2 separate regions of the Homo sapiens genome follow, and region 1 is linked to region 2. Evidence: read pairs that join two places in POLR2A ChIA-PET (ENCODE). Cell type or tissue: OCI-LY7. All regions are shown on one strand.

Evidence for each region. Peaks named below come from ENCODE experiments on the same cell type or tissue, not always from the same donor. Only the 100,000 strongest peaks of a DNase experiment are listed, where the experiment ranks them.
Region 1: POLR2A ChIA-PET joins it to region 2 with 5 read pairs; 4 of 35 experiments call an interaction of 5 or more read pairs at or near these places.

Annotation. Positions count from the first base shown.
Region 1 is chr9:37,002,267-37,006,266 of GRCh38, reverse strand. It overlaps PAX5 (paired box 5), which reads left to right. Exons shown (of 10, transcript NM_016734.3): 5 at 3,491-3,619. LOC105376032 (a long non-coding RNA gene) reads right to left here. Exons shown (of 4, transcript NR_188579.1): 1 at 3,724-4,000; 2 at 3,423-3,567; 3 at 254-498. Among named protein-coding and RNA genes, the nearest start is that of PAX5, 30 kb to the left of the region's middle. RefSeq lists an enhancer at 399-448. In OCI-LY7, a CTCF peak has its summit at 1,777; DNase peaks (open chromatin) are centred at 1,606 and 3,647; H3K4me3 peaks cover 3,752 bases; H3K27ac peaks cover 4,000 bases.
Region 2 is chr9:37,282,540-37,286,539 of GRCh38, reverse strand. All of the region lies in intron 2 of ZCCHC7 (zinc finger CCHC-type containing 7), which reads right to left. Among named protein-coding and RNA genes, the nearest start is that of LINC01627, 110 kb to the left of the region's middle. In OCI-LY7, no CTCF peak of the experiment used is centred here; DNase peaks (open chromatin) are centred at 695, 1,714 and 2,449; H3K4me3 peaks cover 2,640 bases; H3K27ac peaks cover 4,000 bases.

The sequences.
Region 1 (4,000 bases), 280 kb after region 2:
ATGATAAATAGCTTTCACCATGAGACAGAAAATTGAAATCTAAGCCAAAAAAAAATCCACTAATGGGGGTCTATAGAATGTCAGATAATTAAAGTAATAAATCAAGAAAGGGATACTTATTCATAACATTTTCTGCATCATTAGTCAGTAAGTAGTTTTGAATGTGTTTTTTTCTTCTATCAACCAGCCCTTCTACAATTCTTTGTGCACTTGCAGTCTTGAGTGAAGATGTGGCAAAAGTTCCCAAACTTACTTTCTCTCTCTCTCTTGCTTCGATCTCATGAACTCTATGAACTGTCAAGGGCTGCCAGTGGGGTTTCCAGTGCTCGCAGGTGACGTCTGAGAGTGGCTGTGACCCGACAGAGTGGGAGTCATACTTCCTAGTGCTCAAGAGTTCAGAAATGTCCTTTGTCTTCCCTTCAAAGATTGTGAAATGACATGTGTCTATTTAAGGTGTATTATTTCTCCACTTGGGATACAGGAAACACCGCTGGTTAGCTGGGGGAAAAGTTATTGTACTATATAAGAAAGTGGGCAATGATTTAGCAAGTCTCTGACACTTCTGGTTGCCACAGTCAATCCTGCAGAATCACACCTCAGATTGTGTAACATTTCCACACTTTTGTTATTCCTTCTTTAACTGAGAACTTGAACTCACACGGTGATGGGGAATGGGCAGAGTCCTGGCCTCCAGTTCCAACTTTGTCATTACCTCACCCAGTAAAATGTAAAAGTTCTCTCACCTCCCTGAGCCTCAGTTTCCTCATTTGTGGGTGGAGGGGCACTAACCAGGTGCTCACTGAGGCCTCTGATCCTCCATGGTTGGCTCTTTGGATAAAGGTAAGACAGATTTCCTCCCTGCCATGAAATAATTCCTCATTTAGTAATCCCTTCAGAAAGTGTCTGCTAAGTCCCTGCGGTGCAGACCTTGGCATCAGAGGCCAAGCCTATAAGAAAGGGAAGACAAAATCCCCATTCTCAAGGTAAAGGGGGAATATAATGAAGAGAAGTTTGCAAGACAGAGATGAAGCTCAAGAAGAAGGGATGGGTGCTGTGGGGGCAGAAGGAAAGGAACCACCAGCTCTGCTGGGCTAGGGTGAAGAGGGTGAAGGAAGGCTTCCTGGGGGAATGTTTGTGGCTGAGATTTCACTTGTAGCTGACCAACTATTTCAGGTCACATAGCACTGAAAATCAAATGGGTATAACTGCTAATATTCTTTCATTTGGTTTAGAAGAATAATTCTACTGTAGGTCAGCAGCATGTTTTGTTCTGTCCCAGAAATTTTTAAATTAAACTACATCTCGCATACATATAGCCCCTTAGAGTTCACAAACTTACCGAGGAGTGAGGAAACTGAAACTTACAGAGATGAAATAACTAGCCCTAGGTCATGTTGCCAGTAAGTGGTGGGGCCAAAAGTGGAATCTGGGTCTTTTGAGCCTAGCGCAATCACAAAACACCAAAACGAATGTCATGGGCTCTGCCAGCAACATGGTGAGCTTTGGTTATATATGGTGGTTGTTGTTTAAAGTACCAAGTGACCTGGGATCTTCTTTCTTCCTCTGTTTTTTACATGTTAATACAGAAAAGGTTGTGGGATTTGCATAAATCTATTTTAAGGAGCTTCTTCTGGTGAAGAAAAAGAGAAGTTAACGATTTCTGCCTCTGTGTCTCTTAAGGAAGATGTGAGATCAAACTGAAATGTGAGAAGAAAGGCATGGCTCCCTCTAGGTTTGTAGGAGCCAGGAGCTGGATCTGCTCCAAAGGGAAGCCGTGAAGGGCTTCTCAGGCAGTCACCACCATTTCTAGTGATTTCCTACTCTTAAGAGTCAAAGGTGGCTCCACCTGCCTCCAGCTGGTTATAGCCCAAGGAAGTGTGTCTGAGATTGGTCTGTAGGTTTTAATGAATCAAAAAAGAATTCCCACAGCCCAGAAATGGCAATTCAGCTGTACAGCTGGAGAGGCCCCTGCTGATGGACTGGTCTCTCCCTAGGAATCTGGGGCCAGAAGTTAATGTGAAACTTGCACAAAAGTTGCCCCCCACCTCCCATCCAATTCTTATTCTTAGGAACTTTGAGACCTAGCCTCAGTCACAATAAGTCACCAACCACTGCCCCTATTTCTGGGCGGGGGAAATCTAGACTTTAAGTAAGTAAACCCAAGGCTAAGTTCTGGTGCCGCTGTTTATTAGCTAGATGACTTTGAATCACTTTCCCTGTGGAGCCTCAGTTTCCTTATTTGATAAATGGGGATAAATAATAGCACTCTGGGCTGTTGCAATCATCAAATGAAAAGTACTGCATTCATGTGAAGTATATTATTGCTCTTCATTGTTTATTAGTGCGAAGCAGATTAGTTATAGGGTTTGAGGCTTTAGTCTCTGGGTTCAAATCACCACTCTGTCTCTTTTATTTTTTATTTTTATTTTTGAGACAGGGTCTTGCTCTGCTGCCCAGGCTGGAGTACAGTGGCACAATCATAGCTCACTACAACCTCGACTTCCTGGGCTCAAGTGATCCTCTTGCCTCAGCCTCCCAAGTAGCTGGGATTATAGGCTTGTGCCACCACACCTGGCTAATTTTTTTTTAAAGTTTTTTGGTAGGTCTTGCTATGTTGGCCAGGCTGGTCTTGAACTCCTGAGCTCAAGTGATCCTCCCACGTCTGCCTTCCAAAGTGCTGGGATTACAGGCGTGAGCCCCGGCACCAGGCACTCTGCCTCTTATTAGCTGTATGATCCTGGGTGAGCCACTTATCTTCTCTGAGTTTTACCTTTCCAATAGGATTATCACATTTCCTAGCTTCTAAGATTGTTCTCAGAATTAAATGAGATAATGCCTCAATGCCTGGCACAGAGTAAGTTCTCAGAAAATGTTAGTTATTGTTATTGTCATAATTAATATTAAAATCAAATCGGGGGAAACTGGAAGGAGAAAAGGCAGCAAGAAAACTATAAAAAGAAGGGGCACTCTGCGGTTTGGAGTTTGTTAGCCGTGCGCGTGAGTTTGTGCTCAGGTAGTTGTGTTTGCACCCAAGGTTGGGTTGGGTGTGCAGGCAGGTGGTGAAATGCCTAACGAGTAGTTCAGGTTTTTTTTTTTTTTTTTTTTTTTTTTTAAGCACTGACTGTTGGTGGGCCCCGGCTCCCCTCTTTCTCCTCTCCATCCCCTGCTTCCTGCATCCATGGATAGGCTGGAATTTAAGCGAAAGCCCTTCCTGTCCCCGTGTCCCCGTGTTCCTTTCTGCAGGGGTCAGTCCTTCTCAGTGCCCACCCTTCCCTTTCTCCCCCCATCGCAGAGAACTGGGGCACACGGCCCGCCCGAGGCCTGCGCTCGTGGCTCAGGTGTGGCCGCCTCCGCAGAGCGAGGGTCCTCAGCGCCCCCTGCCCACCCTGCGCTCGCTCCCTCCCAGCCGCCCCCAGCCTCACGTGCGGTGACAGCCGGTCCGCCGCCCTCAGCCCTCTGCGGCCCTGACCGCCCGTCTTTCTCCGCGCAGTGTCCACTGGCTCCGTGACGCAGGTGTCCTCGGTGAGCACGGATTCGGCCGGCTCGTCGTACTCCATCAGCGGCATCCTGGGCATCACGTCCCCCAGCGCCGACACCAACAAGCGCAAGAGAGACGAAGGTAAGAGAGGCCCGCGCAGCCCCGTCGGGGATGCGCTCCACGGGGTCTGTTTCCGGCGCTCGGTCGCGGGTGGCAGCAGAGGTGCCCGCGAACACCCCCCTTACCTGCAGAGGAGCGAGTCCCCCGGCCCGCACGCTGTCCTTTTCGTGAACACGGGAAAGGGCTGAGCCCTCCGCAAGACAGACAGGCAGCAGGGTGAGACTGTGGCATTCTTGCTGGCCTCCCCCATGGTCACCCCTTGGATAGAAGCAGCGGGCCTGGCAGAGCCCTTGTGGCCTGAGCTTTGGCCTTTAAGAAGACCCTGTGTGCGTGCAGATATGCGGCCCGAGGGCAGGGTGTGCTGGGCTCCACACCCAAGTCCACTTTGTGGAGGAGCTTTGG
Region 2 (4,000 bases):
AGTAGCTGAGAATTCAAGCACACCTAGCTAATTTTTGTGTTTTTAGTAGAGATGGGGTTCCACCATGTTGCCCAGGCTGGTCTCAAGCTCCTGATTTCAAGTGATCCACCCTGGCCTCCCAAAGTGCTGGAATTATAGGCATAAGCCACTATGCCCAGCCTGTATTTCTAATTTAACTCTCATAACAATCTTATAAAGGTAGGTATTACAATTTTATTTCACAGATGAGAACAGGTGAGGTTTATGAATTCATAAAAATATGAATAATAATTGATTTAATACCAAAAATCTTCTCAGTGGCAGACTAGAGGGCTCAAACCCATGTTTACATCCAAACCATGCTCTTAACCAATATGCTATATAATCTCCCTAAATTATTTTATTAATAGTGTTCTGACTTTCTCTAATAATAAAATTACTGGTACTCATTTCAACAATTTCATTTCATCATGTACCACATGACAATTACTAATGGGAAAACATGTTTAAAATTGCATCTTTCTACTTTTAACATAGGACTATATTCTGATATGGATATGAATGATGGTATCTGAAGTTATACTAGTCTTCTATGTAGAGAGAAACTTGACTGAGATTTTACAAAAATAATGCCCCAAGTTTCTACTTGTGGTTAACTTTTATTATATAATTACACCAGGATGTAAGGAGACAGGAACCAGTTCCATCTTCCTCTCTGTTGTATCTCTATCACCTGTGTGGTGTTTGTCACATAGTAAGTGCTCAAAAAATACTGCTTAATGAATAAATTTTGAAGAAACAAGTGATTTTCCTAAACATATGCCAATTTAAAAAAATCTTTAATAGTCAATTGTCATCTGTCTGAGTCACTGGTTAACTCTTCTATTTATATAAGCAGCAACTAGTAAGTATTGATTGATTTATAGCTTGATCAACTAGCAGGATAAATATAAATTTGATTTTTTCAAAATTATATTCCAAAACAACAATATAGCCTATTATAGGCCAAATGGAATACTTAGACCCATTCCCCAAAAGCCTGCTCCTAAGGTGTGTTGCTAGCAACCTATTTACAGTACAACCAATATAGAAAAATAAGAGACGAAGAAGAATAGAACAAAAGACAAGAAAATGTCAGGAAATGGTAGAAGAAAATGAGAAAGAGAAATAATTTCGAAAATACCATCTCAAGATAAAAGAGAGGCAGTTTATAAAGAAACACCAGGTATGAATAAAAACCTAGGTTCTTCCAAGACATATTGAGTAATTATGTATTAAACATTTTCTCTTTCTCTCAGCTTCAATTTCTCATTTGTGAACATAAATATAGCCCTACATCATCTCTAAGATAAATTTTTCCATAGAAACCAACTCAAATGGCATCTGCTTCCTCAAACTTCTCAAACAAAAATCCAAGCGCTGGATATCTGGACAATTTTCTCTATTAATTCTATTGTCTTTCAAAACATCAAAATCTCTATATAAATAAATGAAACGCTCCCCTCCAATCTCCTTAAGCCACCCATGCTAGAAAGAATGAAACACTTAAGAAACTTTTTATAACAAAACTTCTAATAAAAAAGGAAATTAAAAAAATTAAAGCCTAAATTTGTACATAGAAATATGAATCAGCAACATATGTGAAACATTTGTTAGAAATGTAAATAGTTCATGCCTCCTGGGAATACATACTAACCTACACTCCAGAAACAGACTGACTATTTATAATCCCAATGCAGTATGCACTATTGAGGCCTACAGGGAAGGTTTAAAGCTGGATTTTTCAACAAGGCTCACAAGTCCTGAGGTTAAATACACATGAATTACGGATGTTTAATCCAACTTAAGATACCATCTTTTCATATTTAAAGCAGTTTCCCTTATACAGAAAAAATACAAAATACATGAGCTGGTCCTAACAGAAGCTCCTGCAGAGGTAATATAAAAATCCATTTTTTTTTTAACCATTTAAACTCACACCGTGCTGACTTTCATTTCCAATACATATAATATGTCCTGATAAAAACCAGGATACTTTTATGGAGCAAAAAAGCTGTAAAAACAAGAAAAACCTTCATATTTGTTACATATTTAAAAAAATTTAACAAACACTATTGATCAAATGTAATTAGGACTGGCTACATAAAATGCAAAAAAGGTATTTTTTTGTGTGTATAAACACACATAAATATGTATATACACAGAGAAATAAAACAGTTAAACAGTTTCTACCTGTTTTTGTGTACTTCCTTTTCAGATATTGTTCGCTTAGAGTCTTGGCCTCTGTTACTGTCTAACTTGAATTCACAAAACTCAATGGCTCATGGTTTTCAAAGCTTAGGCCAACGTTTGCAGAACAAAGTCGCTTTCTCTCTCTCTCTCTTTTTTTTTGGTGGGTACAAGTATGGGGACCACAGGAACAGTTAAATTCATGGCATGGCTGGTCTACCACACAGTCGGGGGAATTCTTTAAATAGAGCCTGTCACTCTCTTGGCCCATCAATGGGATTTCCTTCTCGAACTGCTGATTCGTTCAGGTACACAACAGAGGAAATTTCAGTTAACCTTTGTTTCACCCCAGGGAAAAATCTGTCTGAAAGTATAAAATGAATAGATTAAAAAAAAAAAATAAGCAGCTCAGCCACAGGGCCATTCTCTGAGTGTTCACAGCAGCTTAAGTTAAACAGTAAAAAGGGCAGTGGAATGTTTCATTCCCAATGGAAAATTCAAGCACAATATAGAACTTGGGAATCTAGTTAGTCAGAGTTTATTTTGATGACTAAACCAAACCAACTGTCCTTTCTGTTTTAATAAACTGGAAAATTTCCCTTCTGATAATTTTATAAGAGTCAGAATTGTTTTTCTCTTATATCACCATTATTACTATGATCTAACTGAGGTGCCTATAACAAAACTGCATACTAATTCTTCTCCCCAAAAAAGTGACTCTTAGAAATATTTTCAAATAAAAGTATATTATTAAAGTCATAATAGGAAAACAGGAAAAAGAGGGGTCAAATAAATTAGAGCCCTGTGAAATTCTCCCCTATTATTCTTTTCAAAATAGAAAATTCAAGTAAGAAAGGACAAAAGGAGGAGCCCACTTTTCCATTTTAAAGTTTTCTGTTTTCAAACAATAGGAGTACTTGAAGAGGCTATAGTTAGATGTAGATATGTAAAATCTTGGGGTATGGAGCAAAAATACAGAAAGTTTAATTTACAATTTGTTTTCTCCTGAAACTATGGGAACTTAGATTATATACATTTTTCTACAACAATGAACATAAATTTTAGGATGTGCTGGATAGACATTGACTACCTATCTTTATTTCTCCCAAATTATGTCTGAACTCCATGAAAGAGAAAAGTATTGTGCTGTCAATATTTTTCATACATATTATCCCATTACTATTCTTATCTACTGACTGCAAGCAACTACGCCAACTCAATATAATATCAAGAGCACACACGGGTATAAAAACAACAGAAAAGAAAACAATTGAATTTAATACCATCCTAAGTCTCAACCCAAGAGGAACTATTAGTAGTAGCATGATTGAGTTGCTTCAACACCTTTCTCCCCATCCCACCCCACCCCACATCTCCATCTGGCATTCTACTAATTTGGAGGCTACTCTTGCCTCTGGAACAAATGCCATTTTCATTAAAAAAAAAAAAAAAAAAAAAAGATTCAGGTCTTCTTGACTCTTTTCTTACCCCCTCACTCCCCCCGCCTTTTTTTTAAGCCAGAGCCAGGCTGGAGTGCAGTGGCAAAAACATGGCTCACTGATGCTTCCATGTAGCTGGGGCCACAGGAGCACACAATCACACCCTGCTGATTTTTAAATTTTTTTTGTAAAGATGGGATCTCATTTTGTTGCCCAGGCTGGTCTTGAACTCCTGGGCTCAGGTGATCCTCCTGTCTTGTTTAAACTTTTTTTTTTTTTTTTTTTTTTGAGACAGAGTCTCACTCTGTCTCCCAGGCTGGAATGCAGTGGCAGGATCTTGGCTCACTGCAAGC